Regions from separate parts of the Homo sapiens genome. Here region 2 is linked to region 1. Evidence: chromatin loops called from intact Hi-C (ENCODE). Cell type or tissue: OCI-LY7. All regions are shown on one strand. Links, peaks and the distances in the headings refer to the core of each region. The heading gives the core; the rest is flanking DNA. Region 1 holds the start of LITAFD (LITAF domain containing). Region 2 has its middle 44 kb from the start of USP7.

Region 1 (10,297 bases), core at 1,053-9,052:
GCAGTGGCAGGGCCCAGAGTAAGCCCGGTTGTGGGTTGAGGTGCATGCAGTGGGTGAGGATGTGGCTATCAGGGAGAACAGGTCTCTCCTTCCGGCTGGAGTTGCAGGGAGATAGTTTTCCCAAAGAGGCAGAGGCTTGAGCTGATGGGAGGGAGCCCAGAAAGATGGGGCTGAACTATGGACTGTGGCTCTAAGGAGTCAAAAGAGGGTGAACGGTGGACAGGACGGCGCGGCCCCCACACACTCAACGTGGGCTCCCAGAGCACCAGCGGCCACCCAATCTCCTGGGCTGACAGAGCAGAAGGTAAGGACATAGACACGGGTGTGCCCAGGTGGCACCCCTGGCATTTATTTCTTGGGGGCTCACAGGCGGTGGTAGTAGAAGAGCTCGCGCTGACACACGGGACACGAGTGCTTCACGTCCATTAGGCTCCTTATGCAGAATGCCAGGAAGCAGCAGCCCAGGACGTACCTGCAGCCCCGGAGCGGAGGCTGGGCGTGAGCGGGGCCACCTCTCACTGTACGCTGGACGCACCTGGGACCCAGGCAGAGTCTGGGAGGGGCCTGGGCGTGTGTGTGTATGTTTGAGACAGAGTCTCACTCTGTATCCCAGGCTGGAGTGCAGTGGCGTGATCTTGGCTCACTGCAACCTCTGCCTCCCCTGCCTCAGTCTCCTGAGTAGCTGGGATTACAGGCACGTGCCACCACACCCGGCTAATTTTGTATTTTTAATAGAGTTAGAGACAGGGTTTCAGCACATTGGTCAGGCTGGTCTATAACTCCTGACCTCAAGTGACGCACCCACCTCGGCCTCCCAAAGTGCTGGGATTACAGGCATGAGTCACCGCGCCTGGCCCCTCTGTGTGTTTCAAAACTCCACAGCTGAGAGGTAAGAGCCATCCTGAACCCGCAAGCTCTTGGCTGCTGGTGACAGCAGCAGCTGCCGTGGGTGTCCTAAGCTGGCTGCTTTGTAGGCATCACTCACCCCTCCACTCCCTGCTGTTCTCATGGGAGGTCCCTGGGTCAGAGGGCTGCCGCCTCCTCTCAAGGAGGTAATGGCCCCACCCAACTGGCCTCCCCTATGCTTGGTCCTGCTATTTTCCCCGAAAGCTCCCCCTACCCTGCAGGGACCCACCCGGACCCACCCCTACCAATGCTCAGGCCTCTGCAGCGGCGGAGGGGCGGCCACTCACCCGAACAGGAAGAGGGTGGTACACAGCAGCCAGGTGAGGGCACCCGGGACAAAGGTCGTCACCGTGATGATGCGGTTTCCACAGTAGGGACACACGGCCTGCACCGGCATGGACGTCCCCACCACGGACATGCCGGCATACAGCTGTGGGAGTGGGAAGCGGGAAGCAGGTGGGACCCCCCGGGGCCAGGACCCCTGTGGCTTCTCAATTCCCATGGGCTGTCGGTGCTCACCTGAGATGGGGAGATGCTGGGATCTGGAGACTGGGGACCTGATATGTGGGGGTGTGGTGTGGCTCCCCCACCCCGGTTTGGAGGAAACTAAGGAAAGAAGTGTTCTTAGCTGGAAGTGGGGTTTCCAGTGGGCTCTAAGGGTGCTTTTTTCTTTTTTCTTTTTATTTTGGAGACGGAGTCTCACTCTGTCGTCCAGGCTGGAGTGCAGTGGTGCGATCTCAGCTCACTGCAACCTCCGCCTCCCGGGTTCAAGCGATTCTCCTGCCTCAGCCTCCTGAGTAGCTGGGACTATAGACATGTGCCATCACACCCGGCTTATTTTTGTATTTTTAGTAGAGATGGGGTTTTGCCATGTTGGCCAAGCTGGTCTTGAACTCCTGACCTCATGCGATCCACCTGCCTTGGCCTCCCAAAGTTCTGGGATTACAGGCCTGAGCCACCGCACCTGACCTAAAGGGTGCTTTTCAATGGTGACGTCATCTTCACTGTGCCCTCCAGGAATCTATCCAACCCAGCAGTTCTGAATCTGGAGACTGCCTGAGAATTCCTTGGAAAATTTGTTTAAATTCCCAAAACCCAGGCCCCACCTGGGGGGCTCGGCCTTCCCCTCCTCTGTGGCCTGAGGGGTGGTGTGTTTGCAGAGTAGAGAACGGGAGTCTACTCCATAAAAATTTCCTGAGTGCCTACTGTATACAGGCCCCATCCACCAGTGATTTCCCTCTGGAGAGAGATGCTTCGGTGGCCACTGGCAACACAGCCAGCATGGGAGCAGGGGCAGCTGGCCAGCTGCGGGGTCCCACAGCTACGGGGTCAGGGGAGGAGAACTTGCCAGAGGATGTGCTGTTTGGGCAGAGTCTTGGTCAGAGGTCAGGAAAGAGAATATTCTGGGCAGCTCCGAGCAGGGGACAGAAAGCGACAAGGGAAGGCCGGCAGGGGCACTCACCTACCTGAACAACTTGGGGGCCTTCAAAGTACATCTGGTGAGGAGGACCATAGGGAGGAGGGGGACCAGCAGGATAAGGATCTTTAGGAGAGAGAAAGAAAAGCACCCTCAGATCAGTGGGCTCACTGTATGCCAGGGACTTAGCTCAAAACTTAGGCCCGGATGCAGTGGCTCACACCTGTAATCCCAACACTTTGGGAGGCCAAGGCAGCAGAGCACCCGAGATCAGGAGTTCGAGACCAGTCTGGCCAACATGGTGAAACCCCATCTCAACTACAAATACAAAAATTAGCCGGGCACAGTGGCGCACGCCTGTAATCCCAGCTACTCGGGATGCCGAGGCAGGAGAATCACTTGGAAAACAGATTCTGAAAGATTCGGTAACTTTCCCAATTCCACACCAACATGGCCAGGCAGCCCCAGGGCCAGGACAGCCTCTGCCTCCTGCTGCCTCCACGCTCAGCCTCGGTTGTCTCTGGCCACGGGCAGGAGCGTCATACCTGATGTGGGGGAGTCATTAGTCTCATTTGGCGACTTCCTTGCAACACTTTAAGGGAGAGTACAGCACGTTGAAAGCCCCACTGCCCAATGGTCTCTATTGGGTTCCGTGGCCCCCTGATTGGTGGGGACAGTAGGATTTCGGGGAAGGGTGGTGAGGACTGAGGGCAGCCCCCAGCTCAGCACAGGGACCCTCGTCTCCTCTCTGCTTCCTGCGGTCTCCAGAGTAGACTTCTTCCCGGTCCCTGCCAGCCCTGGCCCCTGAATGAGGGGAGCCCTCACCCGGGGATGATTCCATCCTGGTGCTCTGGAGGGCCTCTGTCCCAGCAACAGTGCCTGGGCAGCACCGTGTTCTGAGCTCCGAGTGCTCATGTGCTTATTTCTAGGAATTCTCATGAGGAGGCCCGGTTGCCAGGAGGTGTGAGGAGCTGGGGCCACACCTGTCCACCTCTTGCTGGGCCTGGCTCCAGTAGAACAGCCATTGTGATGTGTGCCTTCACTGTGGCCTCATCCTCACTTCCTGCAGGAGGAGGGCAGGGGCTTCCCGTGGGCATGGCTTGAACAGCCTTTGGAGATGGCCCTGCTCCATGTTTCCACGGCCCCACATGGTGGGTGGGTGGGAGATTGCTGACGGCTGGGTGGGGAAACTGATCAAGGGTCTGAAATATAGTCCTGTTAGAGCCCAGCCATTCTGTTTGGAGGAATTTATCCTGAGGGAGCTAACCAGATGTATGTGAAGATCTAATTGTAGCATGTTCATGTCCTCTTAGGAATGTGGCTGGGCACGGTGGCTCACGCCTGTAATCCCAGCACTTTGGGAGGCCGAGGCAGGCAGATCACTTGAGCTCAGGAGTTTGAGACCAGCCAGGCCAACATGGTGAAACCCTGTCTCTACTAAAAATACAAAAATTAGCCGGGCGTGGTGGCACGTGTCTGTAATCCCAGCTACTCAGGAGGCTAAGGCAGAAGAATCACTTGAACCTGGAGGCAGAGTTTGCAGTGAGCCCAGATCGCGCCACTGCACTCCAGCCTGGGCAAGAAGAGTGAAACTCCATCTAAAAAAAGAAAGAAGAAATGTAGGTATGTATAGGTTCATATGTCCACACATATTCATGGTGTAAATGTGTGTGTGTTTACCTGCTCAAAAGTCCAGTCTGCCTCCTGCTTATTCAGCTTTATGAGCTTGGGCAAGGTCCCACTTTTTTCTTTTTGCCTTGAGACAGGGTCTTGCTCTGTGGCCCAGGCCAGAGTGCAGTGGCGTAATCATAGCTCACTGTACCCTCAAATTCCTGGGCTCAAGTCTTCCTCCTCACCTTAGCCTCTGGAGTAGCTGGGACTACAGGTGCTTACCACCATGCCTGGCTAATTTTTTCTTATTTTTAGTAGAGATGGGGTCTCACTATATTGCCCAGGTTGGTCTTGAACTCCTGGCCTCATGTGATCCTCTTGCCTCGGCCTCCCAAAGTGCTGGGATCGCAGGTGTGAGCCACCATGCCTGGCCCCCACCTTTCTTTAAACCTCCATCCCCTCCCTGCCTCATCTGTAAAATAGGGGTAATAAGAAGCTCATAGGGTTGTTGTGAAATCAGATGACATAACCCAGGTGAGGGGTCTGCTCTTGATGTGGTCCATGAAGCCAGCATTCTTTTTTTTTGCCTGCTTCATTTTCCCTTCATAATGAAGCCAGCATTATTATTGTAAAATGCAAATGGCTTCAATGGCTCAGAAGAGGAACTCCCAATTATAGACCTCATCCTCTGCGCCAATGGCAGGCCAAGGGCTTTACACAAGGATACAGCCAGGAAGGGCAAAGTCAGGATTAGATGCAGCTGTGGGACACCAATCTGATGCTACCCCAGATCCTTTTTTTTTTTTGAGGCGGAGTTTTGCTCTTGTTGCCCAGGCTGGAGCGCAATGGCATGATCTCGGCTCGTGGCAACCTCTGCTTCCCGGGTTCAAGCAATTCTCCTCCCTCAGCCTCCCAAGTAGCTGGGATTACAGGCATGTGTCACCACACTGGGCCCATTTTGTATTTTTAGTAGAGATGGGGTTTCTCCATGTTGGTCAGGCTGGTCTCAAACTCCCAACCTCAGGTGATCTGCCCGCCTCAGCCTCTCAAAGTGCTGGGATTACAGGCGTGAGCCACTGCTCCAGGCCTGGGCTTCCTGTACAGACTTGAAGTTACACATTTTGGGAAGGGTTAGGGACCGCCTCCTTCCCTGGGGATTTTGAAGCGATGGTCCCCCTAACACACGTCGGGACCCCAGGCGTGATGTCTGAACTGGGGAAGCCTTGAGGGTGAATGGATGAGGGAGCTGATGGGGGGATGCTCTCTGGCGCTGCCCTTCCCGGCCATCGCCACCAGGGGGCAGCACCGGGCTTCCATGAGTCCGCCTCAATTTCTCCCTCTTCAGGTTCTGTGCCCCAAACCCTGCCATGGGGCGAGGACTCCTCTCTCCCACCCCATAACCCACAGGCCCGGCCGGAAAAGGTGGCAAAGCCAGCCGAGGTCACACAGCACGGCTGCGGGAGAGCTGAACTAGACCCCAGGCCCTCAGCACCCAGGGCACAGTGCCCCACCAGGAAGCTGCATGGGTCAGGGCTTCTGGAAGACTGGATTTTTGTGTTTTTTTTTAAACCTCTTCATCCCCCAGGCCGGGCGCGGTGTCTCACGCTTGTAATCCCAGCACTTTGGAAGGCCGAGGCGGGCGGATCACGAGGTCAGGAGATCGAGACCATCCTGGCTAACCAGGTGAAACCCCGTCTCTACTAAAAAATAGAAAAAATTAGCCGGGCGTGGTGGCGGGCGCCTGTAGTCCCAGCTACTCGGGAGGCTGAGCCAGGAGAATGGCGTGAACCCGGGAGGCGGAGCTTGCAGTGAGCCGAGATCGCGCCACTGCACTCCAGCCTGGGCGACAGAGCGAGACTCCGTCTCAATAAAAAAACAAAACAAAACAAAAAAAAAACACCTCTTCATCCTCCAAATAAGGCCTGGCACAGAGGAGGATGAAGTTGGTCAAACTGTGGGCTCTCTCCGAGCTGTATGACTCTGAACAGGTGTCTTCTCCTCGGTGAGCCTCAGTTTCCTCCCCTGCAAAAATAATACCTTCTGCTGAGAGTGTTATGAGCTGGGCACGGTGGCTCACCCCTGTAATCCCAGCACTTTGGGAGGTCGAGGCAGACAGATCACCTGAGGTCAGGAGTTCGAGACCAGCCTGGCCAACATGGCGAAACCCTGTCTCTACAAAAATACAAAGATCACCTGGGTGTGGTGGTGCACAGCTGTAATCCCAGCTACTTGGGAGGCTGAGGCAGGAGAAGGAGGAGGTTGCAGTGAGCTGAGATTGCACTCTGGCCTGGGCAACAGAGCAAAACTCAGTCTCAAAGAAAAAAGAAAAGAACAAGAAAAAAAGATTGCTTAAATGACTGAAGAATGAAAGAAATCCATGGGTCGGGCGCAGTGGCTCAGCCTTGTAATCCAACACTTTGGGAGGCCCAGGCATGAAGATCACTTGAGGTCAGGAGTTCGAGATCAGCCTGATCAACATGGTGAAACCCCATTTCTACTAAAAGTACAAAAATTAGCCGGGTGTGGTGGCATGCACCTGTAATCCCATCTACTTGGGAGGCTGAGGCAGGAGAATCGCTTAAACCCAGGAGGCGGAGACTGCAGTGAGCCGAGATTGCACCACTCCACTCCAGCCTGGGTGACAGTGAGACTCTGTCTCAAAAAAAAAAAAAAAAAGAAAGTTATCCACGTGAAGCACTTACCTCCATACTTGGCACATGGAAAGCTTGCAGTAAGTTGGCAATTAATATTAACATATTAACAAGAACCATGACAATCAACTCAATTAGCAGAGTCACAAAGGCCAGGGCAGGGGGCAGGCCACCCAGGAATGCAATGAGCCTGGAGTTTTGGCAGCTGGGGACCTGGGGAGTCCCGTGTGGGGCCTTTCCTGCTATGTGATTTAGGGCACCGGACTCCCGTCTCTGGGCTACGCTTTCTTTTGTGCAATGAGGAAGACTCTGTGGCCAGGGCTGTTTATGGGAAAAGGAGATGGGACATTTTTTCCTTCCTACTCATCTTCTTTTCCCAGAAGGGCCCAGCTTGAGCAGAGGCGATGAGATAATAAGGAAGAAGGAATTGGAGGAATGAGCTGTACCTGTAATTATTGCACAATCCGTGTGGGGGGTTGGGTTACAGAGGGGCCTGGATTACAGAGGGGCCTGGAGATGGGGCAGTGGCTTGTTCCTGCCTGGGGAGGGGCTGGCTGCCCCCAGAACCCTGCCTTCCTCACTCTGGCTCAGCAGTGGGGTCCCATATATCTCATCTGCATGTGGACCCTGGAGTCCTAGGGTGGGGACTTGCTGGGTCATACTGGGGCATCCCCTAACCTCTCTGGGTTGAATTTCCGGTTCTGCTAACCTCCCAGACTGCCTTACCTGCCAGCTTGTGGTGGGGAGTGGATGGGTCGGGCAGGATGGGGGTGAATGAGGTATAGGGGCTGCTGTAGGCACCACCCTCCCTACTCCAGCCACATTGCTTACTCAGGGAGAGAAAAGTAGGGGGAGGAATTCTCGTTCCCAGGAACTGATGGAGGACCCCCAGCTGAAGGGAAGAGGGTGTTTCAGGGCCATTTCTTCCCCAGCAGCTGCCGTCTGTCCATCTATCCATCCCTGCGTCCCGTTCCCTCAGAGCCTGGAGGTCTGCCTGGTGGAGGAGGAAGGGCTATCTCCAGATTGAGAAAGCCTCAGGGTGTGGATGTGATGGGAGAATGTGGTTGTGTGTGCTTCCACCTGCGTGTATTTGTGTGGGAGATGTGTGTGTCGGGTGTGTGGAGTGTCTGTGTGTCAAGCAGCATTTTTTTTTTCTTTTTTAGAAACAGTCTTGTTCTTGTCACCCAGACTGGAGTGCAGTGGGGCGATCTCAGCTCACTGCAACCGCCACCTCCCAGGTTCAAGCGATTCTCCTGCCTCAGCCTCCTGAGTAGCTGGGACTACAGCCATGCACCATCACGCCTGGCTAAATTTGTGTATTTTGGTAGAGATGGGGTTTCACCATGTTGGCCAGGCTGGTCTCGAACGCCTAACCTCAAGTGATCCTCCTATCTTGGCCTCCCAATATGCTGGAATTACAGGCGTGAGCCACTGTGCCCGGCCCGCCCTCATTCTTTAACGTGCATTTATTGAGCACCTAATATATGCCAGGCACACAAAACTGAGCAAGGCAGATGAGGTGCTTACTTACCCCAAGAAGCCCACATTTTAGTGAAGGAAACAGATGCCAGACACATTCTTCTTTTTTTTTTTTTTCTTGAGATGGAGTCTTGCTCTGTCACCCAGGCTGGAGTGCAGTGGCGCAATCTCGGCAAGACTCCGTCTTGGAAAAAAAAAAAAAAAAGAAAGTGCCAAGATCCACTTGCTGTTCTGACAGGACCCCCGAGTCTACTGTGCAGAGGAACAGTGGCGGGGATTGGGCCAAAGACAGGAGGTGACTGTCCAGAAGGAAGTGGCCCTAACAGAGAGCATGGACACTGTACAGGGGAAGCAAGTGTGCCCAGAGCCTGAGGTCCCAGCCCCCTCTTCTCTGAGACCCCTGGCAGAAGGATGCTTCCTGGGGAGGGGGCTTCATCTACACGGCTTGTGGGGGGCGCAGTGGGGCAGCACAGGGGCCCAGGTTCCAGTCCTAGCCTGGCCCGCAATTGCTGCATGGTTTGGGGGGAGCTGATCCGAGCCTCATTTCCCCATCTGTAGAATGGGACAATAACTCTCCTGCCCACGTTCCCCGCAGCACCATTCACAACAGCCAAGATTAAGAAGCAATCTAAGGCTGGGCGTCGTGGCTCACACCTGTAATCCCAGCACTTTGGGAGGCTGAGGTGGGTGGGTCACCTGAGGTCAGGAGTTCGAGACCAGCCTGGCCAACATGGTGAACCCTCATCTCTACTAAAAATACAAAAATTAGCCGGGCGTGGTGGCAGATGCCTGTAATCCCAGCTACTTGGGAGGCTGAGGCAGGAGAATCGCTTCAACTTGGGAGGCGGAGGTTGCAGTGAGCCGAGATCCTGCCACTGCACTCCAGCCTGGACAACAAGAGTGAAACTCTGTCTCAAAAACAAACAAACAAACAAACAAAAAGTAATAAATTTAAATGTCATTCATCAGTGGATGAATGGGTAGAGAAAATGCAGTACCTAAACATGATGGAATATTATTCAGCCATAGAAGAATGAGATCCTTGGCCAGGTGCGGTGGCTCACACCTGCAATCCCAGCACTTTGGGAGGACAAGGCAGGCAGATCACCTGAGGTAAGGAGTTTGAGACCAGCTTGGCCAACGTGGTGAAACCCCATCTCTACTAAAAATACAAAAATTAGTGGGAGAATCACTTGAACCAGGGAGGTGGAGGGTATAGTGAGCTGCGACTGCGCCACTGCACTCCAGCTTGGGCGGCAGGGTGAGACTCTGTATCAAACAAAAACAAAAATAACATATACCCCACAAATATACAGAACTATTATGTATTTATAATAATCAAAATTTAAAAATTTAAAAAAAATTATCTGTACCATGCTTTAACATGTGCCTGGCACTCCACAAGGGCCTGGAACTTTGAGGCTATTGTCATTACCGGGGCCCCACCCAGACTTCAGCAAGAAGTGTTTTGAAAATCAAGTAACAGCATTAATCATTGCTTACCATGTGCTAGGCTGCCCACTAAGCATTCTATACACGCTCTTCCACTTCCACAACACAACAGCTTTACTATCAAGGTGGGTGCTGACATTGTCTCCATTTTACAGATGAAGAAACGGAGGTGCGGAGCAGAGAAGCGACCTGGTCAAGGAACCCAGTGGCAGAGTCAGACCCCCACCTCCTCACCTGTCCCCAGAGCCTGTGCTCTTAGCCCAGCACAGCTGAATGGGATCCCTCCTCATCCAACTCACCCAAATACCTTTCAGAAGATGTAAAGTGGCTTCTCAAAAGGATCAAAGAGGCCAGGCACGGTGGCTCACACCTGTAATCCCAGCACTCTGGGAAGCCGAGGCGGGTGGATCACCTGGGGTTAGGGGTTTGAGGCCAACCTGACCAACATGGTGAAACCTCGTGTCTACTAAAAATACGAAAATTAGCTGGGCGTGGCGGCAGGCACCTGTAATCCCAACTGCCTGGAAGACTAAGGCAGAATTCCTTGAACCTGGGAGGCAGAGGTTGCAGTGAGCTGAGATTGTGCCATTGCACTCTAGCCTGGGCGATACAGTGAGACTCCGCCTCAAAAAAAAAAAAAAAATCAGATCAAAGAATAAGATAGAATCAGGAGGCTGGGCACGGTGGCTGCTGCCTGTAATTCTAGCACTTTGGGAAGCCAAGGCAGGAGGATTGCTTGAGCCCAGGAGTTCCAGACCAGCCTGGGCAATAATGTGAGACC
Region 2 (10,297 bases), core at 948-8,947, 130 kb before region 1:
GTCCTCCGCACGCACCGTCGTCGCCCCCAGCCGGCCCTGTGCTGGCAGAGAGGGGAGAGGGGACGCCAATGGGAAGAACAGCTCCCCCACTGCTGGGTGCGCCCGGATTAATTCTGTAGCCTGGGAAACGCAAAGGGTCTCCAGGGCTCTCCTCGCTTGGAGTCACTTTTTCCCTTTAACATCCAAATCCGGGAGCTCCAGTCCCCATCTCAGGACTCCCACCTGAAACTGAAGGCCTAGGGGGCGGTGTGGCTCATGCCTGTGATGCCAGCACTTTGGGAGGCTGAAGTGGGAAGATCGCTTGAGGCCAGGAGTTGGAGACCAGCCTGGGCAACACAGCGAGACCCCTGTCTCTCCAAAAATAAATTAAATTTTTTTTTTTTAGACAGTTTCGCCCTTGTTGCCCAGGCTGGAGTGCAATGGCATGATCTCGGCTCACCACAACCTCCGCCTCCCGGGTTCAAGTGATTCTCCTGCCTCAGCCTCCCAGGTAGCTGGGATTACAGGCATGCACCACCACGCCCAGCTAATTTTTGTATTTTTAGTAGAGACGGGGTTTCTCCATGTTGGTCTGGCTGGTCTCGAACTCCCGACCTCAGGTGATCCTGCTGCCTCGGCCTCCCAAAGTGCTGGGATTCCAGGCATGAGCCACTGCGCTCACTTTCTGTGCACTGTAGGCTGTTTAGCAGCACCCCTACCCTCAGCCAGCCAGATGCCAGGAGCATCCTGCCACCCTCCCCCTATTTATGACACCAAAAATGTCTCCAGACACAGCCAAATGTCCACTGGGAGAGGGAAGAATCACTCCTCCTTTGCCCGTCATCCCTATTTGAGGACTTCTGACCTGAAGAAGGAGGCTCTTAGCTGTGAGTAATTATGGACCACAGCGGCTGGGAAAACCAAGCTTGTGAATTCTGAATCTGGATTTCTTTCAAAGTAAGGCCCCCAAAGCGTGTTGTTTGCTGATCTAGAGAAACCCTGCACGAAACAAATTCTTACCTGACCCTGAAGCTTTCTGGGGTTTTGTTTGTTTATATTTTAATGCTGTGAGAATAAAATAGATGTTTATATGAAAATTTAAATTGTTTGGTTGGGCGAAGTGGCTCACGCCTGTAATCCCAGCACTTTGGGAGGCCAAGGCGGGTGGATCACCTGAGGTCAGGAGTTCGAGACCTGGTGAAACCCCGTCTCTACTAAAAATACAAAAATTAGCTGGGCGTGGTGGTGGGTGCCTATAATCCCAGCTACTCTGGAGGCTGAGGCAGGAGAATCACTTGAACCCGGGAGGCGGAGGTTGCAATGAGCCGAGATGGAGCCACTGCACTCCAGCCTGAGCAACAAGGCGAGACTGTGTCTCAAAAAAACAAATAAATAAATAATTTTTTAAAAAGTAAAGTGTTAACACATTCCCTAGTCCACAACAAGTGTCAAATAAAAAATAAAAATAGGCCGGGCATCGTGGCTCATGCCTGTAATCCCAACATTTTGGGAGGCTAAGACAGGAGGATCGACAGAGCTCAGGAGTTCAAGACCAGCCTGGACAACATAGTGAGACCCAGCCTCTACAGAAAAATTTAAAAATTAGCCAGGCATGGTGGCATACATCTGTAGTCCCAGCTACTTGGGAGCCTAAGGTGGGAGGATCGCTTGAGCCCAGGACGTTGAGGCTGCAGTGAGCCATGTTCATGCCACTTCACTCCAGCGTGAGTGACACAGCAAGACGTGTCTCAAAAACATAAAATAAAATAAAAATAATAAATAAGAAAGTGTCAGCCAGGTATGGTGGCTCATGCTTGCAATCCCAGCACTTTGGAAGGCTGAAGCGGGTGGACTGCTTGAGCTCGGGAGTTTGATACAAGAGTGGGCAACATAGTGAGGCCTTGTCTCAAATAATAACAATAATAAAGTGGCCAGGAGCAGTGGCTCATGCCTGTAATCCCAGCACTTTGGGAGGCCGAGGCGGGCAGATCACCTGAGGTCAGGAGTTCAAGACCAGCCTGGCCAACATGGTGAAACCTCGTCTCTACTAAAAATAGCCAAGTGTGGTGGTGGGCACCTTTAATCCCAGCTATTCGGGAGGCTGAGGCAGGAAAATCGCTTGAACCTGGGAGGTAGAGGTTGCAGTGAGCCGAGATCACGCCACTGCACTCCAGCCCGGGCAACAGAGTGAGACTCCGTCTCAAAAAAATAAATATAATAAAATAAAGTGTGACGCAAAAATGATGAGTTTTTTTGAAGTGAAACAAAACAGGTAGCATTTAGTTTCCCTTCTGAGCTAAGCACTGCATGGCACGATCATGGATCAGGATTTGGTTGTCACCTCTGCATCAAATTAGTGTCTTCGAAAGGTGCACTAAACTGTCCCTTTGATCCAATAATTGCCTTCTGCTGTAGTGATGCCACTACACTTCAGCCTAAACTTTTAGTTTAGTTCTCTGCTGGAACTAAAAGCCACTCACTGTTAACTCCTTCAGCCTAAAGAAAAATGTCATTTTGTCAGAACTGAAGTTCAGGAGATGATGACTTGCTGAGACTTTAAGTGTTAACTTGGACATTGTTCTCCCGGATTTGGGCTGAGGATAACATCTGTATCCCCTTCTCAACTTAGTTCCTTTTATCTGACAGCAGACAGCCTACACTCTCATCTTTCCATTTTCACCTTGAATTCCTAGAAACAACTAAACTCAAGTACAATGACTATCAAATGCATTGACTGGCGGGGCACGGTCCCTCACACCTGCAATCCCAGCACTTCGGGAGGCCAAGGCAGGTGGATCATTTGAGGTCAGGAGTTCGAGACCAGCCTGGCCGACATGGTGAAACCCCGTCTCCACTAAAAAGACACAAATTAGCCAGGTGTGGTGGTGCATGCCTATAAGCCCCACTACTCGGGAGGCTGAGGCAGGAGAATCATTTGAACCTGGGAGGCGGAGGTTGCAGTGAGCCGAGATCACGCCACTGCCCTCCAGCCTAGGTGACAGAACAAGATTCCATCTCAAAAACTAAAACTGAAAACATTCAATGACTGTCTCTTTTTTTGGCAATTGTCCTGTCTTCCTTTTAAGTGGTTTGAGGTGACTCTTTTTTATTTATTTATTTATTTATTTATTTATTTATTTATTTTTTATTTATTTTAACTTGCTTGCTCTAGGTCATCGTATTTCAGGAAGAAATCTCTGTGGATCCCTTTGGGGATGTGAATAAGTAAGCATGTGAATTGTTGAAATTTAGGCTGAACCATATGAAATTGACTTTTTATGGATCAAAAATACACGAATACAGCTTGGGCAACACTTCAGTGAGACCCCGTCTCTACAAAAAGTAAAAAAAATAAAAATAAATAAAAATAAAGCTTGAACCCAGCTCTTCCATCGACTTGGCATGGTAGTGTGCACCTGTAGTCCCAGCTACTCAGGAGGCTAATGTGGAAGGATGGCTTGAGTCCAGGAGTTCAAGGCTGCAGTGAACTGTGATCATGCCACTGCACTCCAGCCTGGGTGACAAAGCAAGCCTCTGTCTCAAAAAAAAAAAAAAAAAAAAAAAAAGCTGAGTATCAGCCAGTCGCAGTGGTTCACACCTGTAATCCTAGCACTTTAGGAAGCCAAAGTGGAAGGATAACTTGAGCCCAGGAGTTGGAGACCAGCCTGGGCAACATAGCAAGGTCCCATATCTTTTTTTTTTTTTTGAGACAGAGTTTCGCTCTTTTTGCCCAGGCTGGAGTGCAATGGCACAATCTCAGCTCACCGTAACCTCTGCCTCCGGGGTTCAAGCCATTCTCCTGCCTCAGCCTCCCGAGTAGCTGGGATTACAGTCGCCTGCCACCATGCCCGGCTAATTTTTTGTATTTTTAGTAGAGACGGGGTTTCATCATGTTGGCCAGGATGGTCTCGATCTCATGACCTCGTGATCTGCCCGCCTCGGCCTCCCAAAGTGCTGGGATTACAGGCGTCAGCCACCGCGCCTGGCCAAGTTCTCATATCTTAAAAAAATAATAAATAAATTAGCCTGGTGTGGTGGTGCTCCTGTAGTCCAGCTACTCGGGAGGCTGGGGTGGGAGAATCTAGCTCGGGAGTTAGAGGTTGCAGTGAGCTATGATCGCACCACTGCACTCCAGCCTGGGCAACAAAGTGAGACCCTGTCTCAAAGGAAAAAAAAAACAGCGAGAGAGAAAACAAGATTCCTTTAAGAGCTAATAAGGCCGGACACATGTAATTGATAAAGATCACGGACCCCTGTGGTTATTCAGCGCCAGCATGCTTTAGAAAGAGGCGTGTGAGGGAGTCATCCGTTCTTCTGGGTTCTCTCTCCTGCTTGCCGGGTGGGGTGCAGTGTCCACCCGGACCCAGCTCCAGAATCTCCGCTGAGCTACTTCTTTCTCCCCGTGGCCACTAGAGGGTGCGAGGACCGCAAGCAGGGGCTGAATCTGAGCCCAGCCGGGGTCAGGGCCCTGAGCTATGGCTGGTGATTTGGCGCTGGAAGGCCCTCCCTGCGCCCCTAGGGAAGGAACAACAGGCTCAGAAACCCAGGACTGCGGTGGACACCCCCACCTCTGAGCCAGCCGCACGTTCTGGAGTGCGTGGGTGCGATGGCAGTCCCCAGGAGTCCCGTGGGAATGAGCACACTGCTGGGGGGCGGGGGCTTTGCTCCCCGTCAGTTCTGCATTTCTGAGCCTTGATCCCACTGGCCCGTTGAAACCCTCTCGACCCCTCTTCAGACAGTCTGGCTGTGTCTGAAAGTGCACAGGTACATTATGGGCTAGAATAACCCTGTAATGGATCGGGCCGTGCTTCCTGTACAAGTCTTGGTTTTCACTTACTGTAAGTAATCCTGCTCCCTTTTCCGATGGGGTAAAAGGGAAGGAGCATAGCTATGAGTTCGCTTAAGCCAGCACAGCGGTGGGCAAGGGAGACAAAGCTGCGGCTGGGACCAACCAAGGCCTCTGAGAAATGATATCATGAACCCGGTGGGGAGGTGGCAGTGGGACGTGCACAGAGCTTGGGGCTCCAGATGCAGACCTGGGTTCAAACTCAGCTCCTCCATCCACCAGCAGGCTTAGGATCTCCCCTCTCAGAGCCTCCGTTTCTTCGTCTTGACGGTACAGGCTCACACCTGTAAGCCAAGGGCTTTGGGAGGCCAAGGCAGGAGGATTGCTTGAGGCCAAGAGTTCAAGACCAGCCTGGGCAACATAGTGAGAACCACACCCCCCCCCCGCCCCCACCCTTGTCTCTACAAAATATTTTAAAATTAGCCAGGTATGGTGGTGTGTGCCTGTCATCCCAGCTACTTAGGAGGCTGAGGGGGAGAACTGCTTGAGCCCAAGAGGTCCGCGGCTGAAGTGAGCTATGATCGCACCACTGCACTCTAGCCTGAGCGACAGAGCCAGATCCTGTCTCTAAAAAAAAGAAAAGAAAAAGTGGGGGTAATATGCAGGACAATGAGTGACTTGAATGAGACAATAGTTCCCCAGCACCCACCATGGTAGCCCTCAACTCATGGCCACTAAAATAGGACAGTGGCTTGGTTACGATGGTTGCAAAATAAATTCAGCTCCAACATGTAGTGGTTTGAAACGACCATGTCATTACGTCTCTGGTTCTGTGGGCGCACTGGGCTGAGATGAACCATTCCATTGCTGATCTCACTGGGGGTCTCTCACGCTGTCACAGCCTGACAGGCTAGAGTCCTCTGGAGGCTCCACAGGATGCTGGGAAGGCTGCCTCCTCTCACTCCCGCGCTGCTGCGGGGCACTGCCTCCACACGTGGCCTCCCCGACAGGGTTGCTGAGCTTCATGCACTGCATTTTGGGATTCCCAAAAGTACAAAAATGGATCTGCCCCAGTCCTCTTAAATCTTGGGTCTGGAGCCCACGCAGCACCACATCTGGCATCATGCATTGGTGAGTCGCAGGCAGCTTGGATTCAGTGTGGGAGGGGACAACTCCAGAGAGCCAGCACCAGAGATGTAGTTCCCAGGGGCCCATTGCTAGGGACTAGACACCGGAGATGACGTATCAGTGACCTAGGGCTGCCGTAACAGATTACCACCAACTTGCTGGCTTAAAATAACACACATTTATCATCTTACCGTTCGGGAGGTCAGAAGTTCAAAACGGGTCTCACTGGGCTGAAATCAGGGTAGAAAGGCTGTATTTCCTTTCTGGAGGCTCTGGAAGATAATCCTTTTTTTTTTTTAAGACTGGGTCTAGCTCTGTCGCCCAGGTTGGCGTGCAGTAGTGCAACCAAAGCTCACTGCAGCCTCGACATCTTGGGCTCAAGTAATCCTCCCACCTTGGCCTCCCACAGGGATGGGATTACAGGGGTGAGCCACCACGCCCAGCTGGAAAATCCTTTTTCTTGCCTTTTCCAGTTTTTGGTTTGTTTGTTTGTTTGTTTTTCTTTTTGAGACAGAGTCTTGCTCTGTCACCCGGGCCGGAGTGCAGTGGTGCGATCTCAACTCACTGCAGCCTCCACCTCCCGATTCAAGTGATTCTCCTGCCTCAGCCTCCTGAGTAGCTGGGACTACAGGCATGCACCACCACACCCGGCTAATTTTTTGTACTTTTAGTAGAGACGGGATTTCACCATATTGGCCAGGCTGGTCTCAAACCCCTGACCTCGTGATCCACCCGCCTCAGCCTCCCAAAGTGTTGGGATTACAGGCGTGAGGGACTGCACCTGATCCTTTTTTCTTCTTTAAGCCTGCTGCCTCCTCTTGTAAGTACCCTTCTGATTACATTGGGCCCACCTGGATAAGCCATCGTATTCTCCCCATCTCAGATCAACTGATCAGCAACCTTAATTCTATCTACAAACTTAATTTCTCATTGCGGTGTAACATAACATATTCACAGGTCCCAGGGATTAGGACGTGAACACCTTTTGGGTCATTATTCTGCCTACCTGCCACAGGTACAGAGAAAGGCATTTTATTGAACTTACAACATTTCCTCCTAAAACATTTTTAGAGATTAAATTTATCATGAACCATGTTTCAGGAAAAAATGTTCCTTAAACTCTTCTTGTTTTTGTTTTTTTGAGACTGGGTTTCACTCTGTTGCCCAGGCTGGAGGGCATTGGTGCAATCACAGCTCACTGCAGCCTCGATCTCCCAGGCTCAAGTGATCCTCCCACCTCATTCTTCCAAGTTGCTGGGACCATATGCACATGCCACCACACCCGGCTAATTTTTTGTTTTGTAGAGAAAAGGTCACCGTATGTTTTCTAGGTTGGTCTCGAAATTCTGGGCTCAAGAGATCCTCCTGCCTCAGCCTCCGAAAGTGCTGGGATTACAAACGTGAGCCACTGCAGCTGAATCAAACTCTTAAATAAATTCTCTTTTGCTTTTTTTTTTTTTTTGAGACAGTCTCACTCTGTCGCCCAGGCTGGAGTGCAGTGGTGCAATCCAACCTCTGCCTCCTGGGTTTAAACCATTCTCCTGCCTCAGCCTCCCAAGTAGCTGAGACTACGGGCATGAGCAACCACGCCCGGCTAATTTTTATATTTCAGTAGAGCTGGGGTTTCGCCATGTTGGCCAGGCAGGTCTCAAACTCCCAACCTCAGATGATCCACACACCTCGGCCTCCCAAAGTGCTGGGATTACAGGCTTGAGCCACTGTGCCCGGCCTCTTTGGCTTTTTTCATTCACAAACATTGCTTGAGTTATAAGCCCCATGTAGGCAAAAGGAGACACCTAAAACATGGTCCCTGCCTTTGAGAAGTTCGGTGTGGTTCCCCCAGCAGCCACTTTCCCCGCTTTTTGCTCACAAAATCTGTTTGTTGCAGATGAAAATAGGCCTTGGCTGGACGCGGTGGCTCATGCCTGTAATCCCAGAACTTTGGGAGGCCAAGGCAGACAGATCACTTAAAGCCAGGAGTTCGAGACTAGCCTGGGCAACATGGTGAAACACTGTCTCTACTAAAAATACAAAAATTAGCTGGTATGGTAGCTTGCGCCTGTAATCCCAGCTACTTGGGAGGCTGAGGCAGGAGAATCGCTTGAAGCCAGGAGACGGAGGCTGCAGTGAGCCAAGATCACGCCACTGTACTCCAGACTGAGCAACAGAGTGAGACTCTGACTCAAAAAAAAAAAAAAGTTACTAGGTCTGAGGATTGTCAGCCCTATAATACTGACTATTTATTTGATGGCTCCTGCTATGTGAGTTTCTTTGGGAAATCGACATATTTGCCAACTTGAGTCAGGCTTGCTAATGAATTATACGAATTTAAAATCATGGCCGGGTGCAGTGGCTCATGCCTGTAATCCCAGCACTTTGGGAGGCTGAGGCAGGTGGATTGCTTGAGCCCAGGAGTTAAAGACCAGCCTAGCCAACATGGCAAAACTCCGTCTCTACTAAAAATACAAAAATTAGTTGGGCATGGTGGCACATGCCTGTAATTCCAGCTACTTGGGAGGCTGAGCCACAGGAGGTAGAGGTTGCAGTGACCAGAGATGGCACCACTGCACTCCCGCCCAGGTGAGAGTAGGAAATTCTGTCTCAAAATAAATAAATAGACCAGGTGCAGTGTTTCATGCCTGTTATCTCAGCACTTTGGGAGGCCGAGGCAGGTGGATGACCTGAGATCAGGAGTTCAAGACTAGCCTAGCCAACATAACAAAACCCCGTCTCTACTAAAAATACAAAAATTAGCCGGGCGTGGTGGCACATGCCTGTAGTCCCAGCTACTTGGTAGGCTGAGGTGGGAGGATCGCTTGAGTCCAAGGGGCGGAGGTTGCAGTGAGCTGAGATAGTGCCACTGCACTCTGGCGTGGGCAATGAGTGAGATCCTGTCTCAAAAAAATAAAAATAAAAATGAAAAATAATTAATTAAAATAAAACAATGCCAAGCTGGGCGTGCTCACTCCTGTAATTCCAGTGACTCTGGAAGTGGGAGGGGGAGGATCACAAGCCTGAGAGGTCGAGGCTACAAAGAGCTGTGATTACACCACTGTACTCCGGCCTGGACAACAGAGTGAGGCCCTGTCTCATAAGCAAATAACATAACATAACACAATAAAATAATGCCAAGTCTTCAGGAATAAATCCTAGAAATAAAGGGTATTCCACCCTGTCCCTGCTCCCTGGAGCTGTCATGACAAATCACAATGTGCTTAGCACTATGCACAGGACCAAGATCTACATTAGACACAGTGCCTAGGTCCCTCAATATTTTTAGGGGCCCAGGGAATTGTTTAAATTTCTTTTAATATTAGAAGTAAAAAAAAAAATAGGCTGGGTGCAGTGGCTCACGCCTGTATTCCCAGCACTTTCAGAGGCCAAGCTGGGTGGATCACTTTAGCTAAGGAGCTCGAAACCAGCCTGGGCAACATGGTGAAACCCCAGCTCTACAAAAAAAAAAAAAAAAATCAGCCAGGTGTAGTGGCTTGTGCCTGTGGTCTCAGCTGCTTGGGAGGCTAAGGTAAAAGGATTGCTTGAGCCGAGGAGGCAGAGGTTGCAGTGAGCTGAGATGATGCCACTGCTCTCCAGCCTGGGTGATAGACTAAGACTATCTCAAAAATAAATAAATAAGAACTGAAAAATGAATATAATCCAGTCTCCCTTATATTTCTCTTTGTACCAATACAGTCATGAATGACAATATTTTTTCATGAAGGAAGGGTCCATGGAAGTTATAGTGTGGCCCCAACAGTACCTGGCACAGAATAGACCTCAGTAGGTGTGAGTTGTTTGACTATCCTCATCCTTGTCGCTATTATTGGCAAGAATGAGGCACTCCTCCTTACACTATGGTCACCAGACCAGCCTAGCCAGCTGGGAGGGTAAATAGAACCAAAGTAATTATAAGGCTGGGTGCGGTAGCTCACACCTGTAGTTCCAGCTACTCCAGAGGCTGAGACAAGAACGTTGCTTGAGCCCAGGAGTTACAGGCTGCAGTGAGCTATGATTGCTATGGTTGCAACACTGCACTCCAGCCTGGGACACAGAGCAAGACCCTATCTCTTAAAAAAAAAAAAAAAAAAAAAAAAGTCTGGGCGACCTGGCTCACGCCTGTAATCCTAGCACTTTGGGAGGATCACCTGAGATCAGGACTTCGAGACCAGCCTGGCCAACATGGTGAAACCTTGTCTCTACTACAAATACAAAAATTAGCCAGGCGTGGTGGCCGGTGCCACTAATCCCAGCTACTCAGGAGGCTGAGGTGAGAGAATCGCTTAAACCTGGCAGGCAGAGGTTGTGGTGAGCTGAGATCGAGCCACTGCATTCCACCCTGGGTGATAGAGTGAGACTCCGTCTCAACAACAACAACAAAAAATTAGCACAAAGTAAGCTGGGTGGGTG

The links. Peaks named below come from ENCODE experiments on the same cell type or tissue, not always from the same donor. Only the 100,000 strongest peaks of a DNase experiment are listed, where the experiment ranks them.
Region 2: a loop joins it to region 1, with 6 times the contacts of the local background. A loop is called at or near these places in 15 of 110 quality-filtered maps.

The regions. Positions count from the first base shown.
Region 1 is chr16:8,875,362-8,885,658 of GRCh38, reverse strand. It overlaps LITAFD (LITAF domain containing), which reads right to left and starts at 3,308. Exons shown (of 4, transcript NM_001395433.1): 1 at 3,149-3,308; 2 at 2,373-2,449; 3 at 1,194-1,336; 4 at 309-472. The coding sequence starts at 1,303. The coding sequence ends at 364. RefSeq lists enhancers at 2,671-3,171, 5,219-5,508 and a silencer at 7,618-7,733. In OCI-LY7, for the core only: a CTCF peak has its summit at 5,226 (motif pointing right); a DNase peak (open chromatin) is centred at 5,248.
Region 2 is chr16:9,003,046-9,013,342 of GRCh38, reverse strand. No RefSeq gene overlaps it. Among named protein-coding and RNA genes, the nearest start is that of USP7, 44 kb to the right of the region's middle. RefSeq lists enhancers at 4,228-4,277, 4,077-4,648. In OCI-LY7, for the core only: CTCF peaks have their summits at 4,187 and 4,391 (motif pointing right); a DNase peak (open chromatin) is centred at 4,402.